Linked DNA regions of Homo sapiens: region 1 is linked to region 2. A link is an interaction called in ENCODE POLR2A ChIA-PET data of the cell type or tissue named here. Cell type or tissue: PC-3. All regions are shown on one strand. Each heading gives the region's core, and the rest is flanking DNA. Links, peaks and the distances in the headings are about the cores only. Region 1 overlaps KCNMA1 (potassium calcium-activated channel subfamily M alpha 1). Region 2 has its middle 100 kb from the start of KCNMA1.

Region 1 (2,919 bases), core at 224-2,723, 720 kb before region 2:
CCCCACCCATCTTTGCCTCTGTCATGCTCACCTCGCAAAGCCCCTCCCTTACTGCACACCTGCACCTGAGCAACGGAGTTTCGCTGGGAAAGAAAACATGCTGACCTCACTTTAAACCCACAACCATGGATTTCAGGGGCCTTTTCCACTCTTTGGGATCTACCCCATTCTCCTGTTGCTTGCTTTCTCACACTCCAAAACAGCTCTCTCTCCTCTCCTCTCCACTTGCTCCAGCTCACCGTACCCCTCCCACAAGCAGCCTTCAGCTGGTGATCTTGCTTCACCCATCATCAGACCAGCTTTGTGTCCTGCAAGGCTGGCCTGTATGGTCTCCTTGTCCTCTGGTTTCCTGGCCTGCGTGTCCAGTGGAAGGAGTCAGCAGGAGACTAGGGTGAGGGGGGATGAGGTCACCACCTTGACCCCCCGGGTGCCCTCCTGTACAGGTCTATGAAATGGCACACGACAGCCTCTCTCTCCAGCTCCTGATAGCCCTCCTTCCCCTTGACCCCACAGATCTAGGGTGAAGGTGGCTTCCCCTTTCTTGCTAGCTCTGCAGTGCTTGGCCATCCCTTGTTGGTTTTCCTTTACTATTTGCCCATAACTTTACAGTCTCTTCATAAAACTCTCCTCCTTTTTCCCATTTAAGTTTGTCATCTGTTTCTTGCCAGGACAAGAAACAGCACCCACATTTACATATTCATCTCCAATTCACACTTATCCCCAGAACTCCAGACTCTAAGATCCAACCGCCTTATGATATCACTGTGTGTATGTTTAGTACACATCTCCTACCTAACATAGCCCAGATAGAATGCTTAACTTCCTACTACCCAAAACTTGCTCCTTCTCTAGTATCCCTCATCTTGGTTAAGATCAACACAATCTAAGCCCTGACTCTAGCCTTCATCCTTCATTCCTCTTTTTTCCTCACTTCTGCCCAATTCATTGGGGGGTTCTGCACACTCTCCCAAATACAGTCTGAATGGGAACCCACCTCTCTCCACCTCCACTCAGGGGTCAGTCCAAGCTGCCATCATCTCTCACCTAAACTATGCAATAGGCGCTGAGTCTCTCACCTCTTCTCCTGCCCCATTCCTCTCATTCTCTACAATGCAGGAAGAATGACCTTTTCAAAATATACATCAGATCAGCTTAAAGCCATCAATGACTTCCATTTTATAACAGATCCAACCTTTCTATAAAGTGCTTTAGGAGCCAGCCTCTGCCTCTCTCTAACCTCATCTCATACCACTCTCCCCAAATCTATTCCCTAGCCGCACTTTCCTTCTTGGGGTCCCTATCCACAATGAACTTCTTCCCAGCCCATCTCTTCTTCCTATCTGATCCCTGCCTGATGGATTATTTCCCTTCATCTCAATCTCTGCTCAAATACCAACCCCTCTGAGAAGCTTTCACTTATACCCAACCCAAATCAGTGACCCAGTTGCATTAATTCTTTTACCACTAATTATTTTTTAAAAAACTGTAATTCTTTCCTGCCTAGAATATGAGCCCCACGAGAGTTGGGACTTCTCCCCATTGTTCATTTTTCACCACTGTTTCCCTGGTGCCTTGTATAGAGCCTTCTAAATGTAAACGACTTATACACATTTGATGGGCGAATGAATGAGTGAGTTTGAGACTGCTTCCCGGTATTGTTGGGTCTGCCAATTTTTCAGGAGAAATGAGTAATAAGGATTTTTATATAAAAGCTCGTAACTTTTTTCACCTTGGCAACTCATTTGTATTTTAAAATTGTGACTCAAAAGGATCATATGTGCAAGCCAAACTGAGTCACTGAGCCACCGTTTTGTGACTCCTATATTAAAGTCTATGTTCCAACGTTATTTTAAAAGGAAAATATTTGGTGGCAAGGAGGAAAGAGCAAGTACCCAAATGCCCATCCTCAAGTGACCTTCTTAAGACTGCAGTGGGATGGTTTCACTCCTCATTTACTAAAACACTGCATCTGAAGGTTTCTACAAGCTAGAATTCATTAACTTCTTTTGTTGCTTTTTTGCAGTGGAGGGTGCAAACTCGATACGAGATCATCATAATCTACTTTTCCATTTTTACAAAGCTTGTTTAGTTTCATTCAAATCTCCAATGTCCTTTCTGTGGTTTTTTGCAGTCTTCATCTATTTGAGATCCCCTAACTGACAGCATTTGCTTTGACACATCACATGCCATGGAAAATTACAGCCTGGTGTTGTAGCTGATTGTGTCAGCATGTATTTGTGAATACCATAAAGCACTGAAATGAGACATATTGCACTCCCTAATATAGGAGGTAATTTGTTTTTTGGACGGCCTGATATTTGTGACATTCATTAGTGAGAGATGCAATAGGAAATAGAATTACACAAATGGGAGTTTCATGTTATATTTGCTATCTGGGAGGTATACGTGATATATGGTTCTCCTGTGCTCCCCAGCCTCCTGTACTTGGTGCTGAGATGCTGTTTCAAGCTTTTGTGTCTCACAGTCTGGACAAGGGCACAAGCTTCTTCTCCAGGAGACCTGATTGGAGCACAGGGAGAGGGAAGGTTCAGTCCCATTAATCCTAATTTCCCTTCTCAGGTGTACCCAGTTCTCAGGATACTCTTGAACAACCGGGAGATTCTGTGAACTGAGTAGGGAGGTATTTTTCCCCCACAACTCAATCATGGCAATCTTTCCCCAATTTGCAGAAATAAATTTAAGTTATTAGAGCACTCAGTTTAAGAATTCTTTTTCCTTCCAACAGCCCATGTTTTCTTTTTCCCAAAAGCTTCTGTAGCCAGTATGGCTTAGTTTGCTAGAGTGGATGGGGAGGAAGAGGACCCTAAGTATCCACGGTCACATGTCATCGTTCTGTGCTCAGCGTATCAGGCTTAACCTAGGCAAATAATTAAGAGTGCAAGCTCCAACTTCCTGGCT
Region 2 (2,919 bases), core at 95-2,594:
TTGCGTTAACTACACAAATTGTACAGCATGTGTGTTTGAGCAATATGAAATGTGGGCACCCTGAAAAAAGAACAGGATAACAGCAATTGTTCAGGGAATAAGAGAGATAACCTTAAACTCTGACTGCCGGTGAGCCGGGCAGAACAGAGCCATATTTCTCTTCTTTCAAAAACAAATGGGAGAAATATCGCTGAATTCTTTTTCTCAGCATGGAACGTCCCTGAGAAAAGAGAATGCGCACCTAGGGGTAGGTCTCTGAACTGGCCCCCCCGGGGCGTACCTGTCTCTTATGGTCGAGATTGCAGAGGTGAAATAAACTCCAGTCTCCCATAGTGCTCCCAGTCTTATTAGGAAGAGGAAATTCCCGCCTAATAAATTTTGGTCAGACAGGTTGATCTCAAAACCCTGTCTCCTGATAAGATGTTATCAATGACAATGGTGCCTGAAACTTCATTAGCAATTTTAATTTCGCCTCGGTCCTGTGGTCCTGTGATCTTGCCCTGCCTCCACTTGCCTTGTGACATTCTATTACCCTGTTAAGTACTTGATGTCTGCGACCCACACCTATTCGCACACCTCCCCTTTTGAAAATCCCTAATAAAAACTTGCTGGTTTTTGTGGCTTGTGGGGCATCGCGGATCCTACCAACGTGTGATGTCTCCCCCGGACACCCAGCTTTAAAATTTCTCTCTTTTGTACTCTGTCCCTTTATTTCTCAAGCCAGCTGACGCTTAGGAAAATAGAAAAGAACCTACGTGATTATCAGGGCAGGTCCCCCGATACACCATGTTAGCCAGGATGGTCTCAATCTCCTGACCTCGTGATCTGCCCACCTCAGCCTCCCAAAGTGCTGGGATTACAGGTGTGAGCCACCATGCCCAGGCTTGTTTTGTGTTTTATTTTGCATTTCATATCTTACATTTATCCCTGAACATGTTTTGTACTTTTTTTTGTTGTTAAGAAAAGGAATTCTTTTGTGTATCTATAGATACTTGCATGATCTACTGTAGTCAACGTTCGGTTCCTCAAAAGGTCTTGCTGCTGTCAGGTGTTATGCACTCCATCCATAATAACTGTGTGAAACACATTTCATATGTAAATAAACGTGGGACATTTGGCCCATGTGCTTCTGTGAGAGAGTTATTGATTGTGAGTCTCTGACATCTTTGTGAAGTTTGGGAAGTGACTAATTGCAGGGACAAGCTACAGGATGTTGCAGAATCCTTCCCACTCAGAAGAATGGCATGTTCTCTCTCATTAGTAATCAGCTATTTTGTCACTTTCTCATTGACTCCATCAGTACATCGGTACAATCCAAGGGTGTGAATTTCAGCTTGAAATTCCATTGCTATTACTTGTTATGTTTGTATTGCTCTAAGTTGTATTCATAGCACTTTCATATGTTTCTGCATTTGAACCTTGCAATAAGCCTGTGTGGTAGGCCACATAGGTCCAAATAACCTAGTTTTACAGTTGAGGAAGCTGAGCTCAGATTCAGTTCTTTGCTGAAGCCCTCATAGCTGGTAAGTGGCTTTGCATATTAGAACCCAAATATTTTGCTCTCTAAATCTAATGCTCGCTCTATGTGGTTATGTACATATTGACAAATATTCATTTATTCAACAAATAAAAAGTATGTACAAAGCATGAAAAAAATAAAAAATAAAAACAACAACAATAAACTATAGCTTCTGATCTGAACGGAAAACTAAGCTGATGGAGGAAAGAGAGTTTCTTAAAAATGGCAGAGGAGATTCCAAAAAAAAAGTAATTCTAGTCACTCAAGAGACCAAAAGACCTCATGATCACAAAGCCACTTATGATACTAAACACTCAAGGTAAGGGGCAAAATTTGTAGATAAAAGTCTTTGTGAAGATCATGAGACACATATATTAGAAGCAAAGAACAACAAAGAGTCAAGTGGCAATCAGTTACTTGATATTGTTATTCCACCAGGCACACAAATTGAGAAAGAGCAAATTACTGGGCAAGTTGAGAAGAATGCTACCAACCCTAAACCCCAGTTAAGTCACTCCTCTCGACTGTCCCCTGACTTAACTAGAGACACTGATGAAGCTGCTTTTGAGCCAGATTATAATGAAAGTGACAGTGGAAGTTATGTATCTGTAAAAGATGAGGAAACTTCAGGAAACACTTCTAAGGTCCTGAAAGATAAGATAATGGAGAAAGCAGGAGAAAGCAAAAGAAAGCCTGGACACAGTTGGCCAGGTAGGCATAGGAGGAGCCAGAGTCCGAGCAGAAGTCAGAGCCCTTCTGGAGGCCAGACTTGAGGCCATAGCAGCAGGGCCAGTTCTGCAGAAAGTTAGAATAGCAGGAAGAATAATAAAAAGTAGGAAAAGGAAAAGCACAAGAAACATTAAAAAAAAAAAAAAAAAAAACCATACATGCAGGTACTGCAGGGGAATTGGAAAAAAGCCAAAAAACACAGACATAAGAAAAGGAAGTCAAAGAAGAGCAAAAGATAAAGAGAAAGATAACAAAAAATGAAATCTGTCACCATGTAAAAGGACAGATTTTTTAAATGGACTTAATGGCTAAGTCTGTATTCAATTTTGTTATTATGTAAAGAGATTCAGGTCTTGTAAATAATGACATGGAAGACTCTGTGCTGCACTTAAAATATTGCTGCTTGATTATTGGATTTTTACATCAGAGGTTGATGCAGTTTGGATATTTGTCCCCACCCCAATCTCATGTTGAAATAAAATCCCCAGTGTTGGAAGTCAGGCCTGGTGGGAGGTGTCTGGGTCATGGAGGTGGATCCCTCATAGCTTGGTGCTTTCTCTGCAAAATCTGGTTGTTTAAAGTGTGTGGCACCTCCCCTACTCTCTCTTGCTTCTACTCCCACCATGTGAGACACATGCTCCTGCTTCACCTTTCACCATGATTGTAAGCTT

What was found. Peaks named below come from ENCODE experiments on the same cell type or tissue, not always from the same donor. Only the 100,000 strongest peaks of a DNase experiment are listed, where the experiment ranks them.
Region 1: POLR2A ChIA-PET joins it to region 2 with 6 read pairs; 1 of 35 experiments calls an interaction of 5 or more read pairs at or near these places.

Annotation. Positions count from the first base shown.
Region 1 is chr10:77,014,847-77,017,765 of GRCh38, forward strand. The region is part of intron 17 of KCNMA1 (potassium calcium-activated channel subfamily M alpha 1); the gene reads right to left. Among named protein-coding and RNA genes, the nearest start is that of KCNMA1-AS2, 120 kb to the right of the region's middle. In PC-3, for the core only: no CTCF peak of the experiment used is centred there; a DNase peak (open chromatin) is centred at 1,725; H3K4me3 peaks cover 611 bases; H3K27ac peaks cover 1,365 bases.
Region 2 is chr10:77,736,527-77,739,445 of GRCh38, forward strand. It overlaps the pseudogene RBBP6P1. Among named protein-coding and RNA genes, the nearest start is that of KCNMA1, 100 kb to the left of the region's middle. In PC-3, for the core only: no CTCF peak of the experiment used is centred there; a DNase peak (open chromatin) is centred at 1,245; H3K27ac peaks cover 1,263 bases.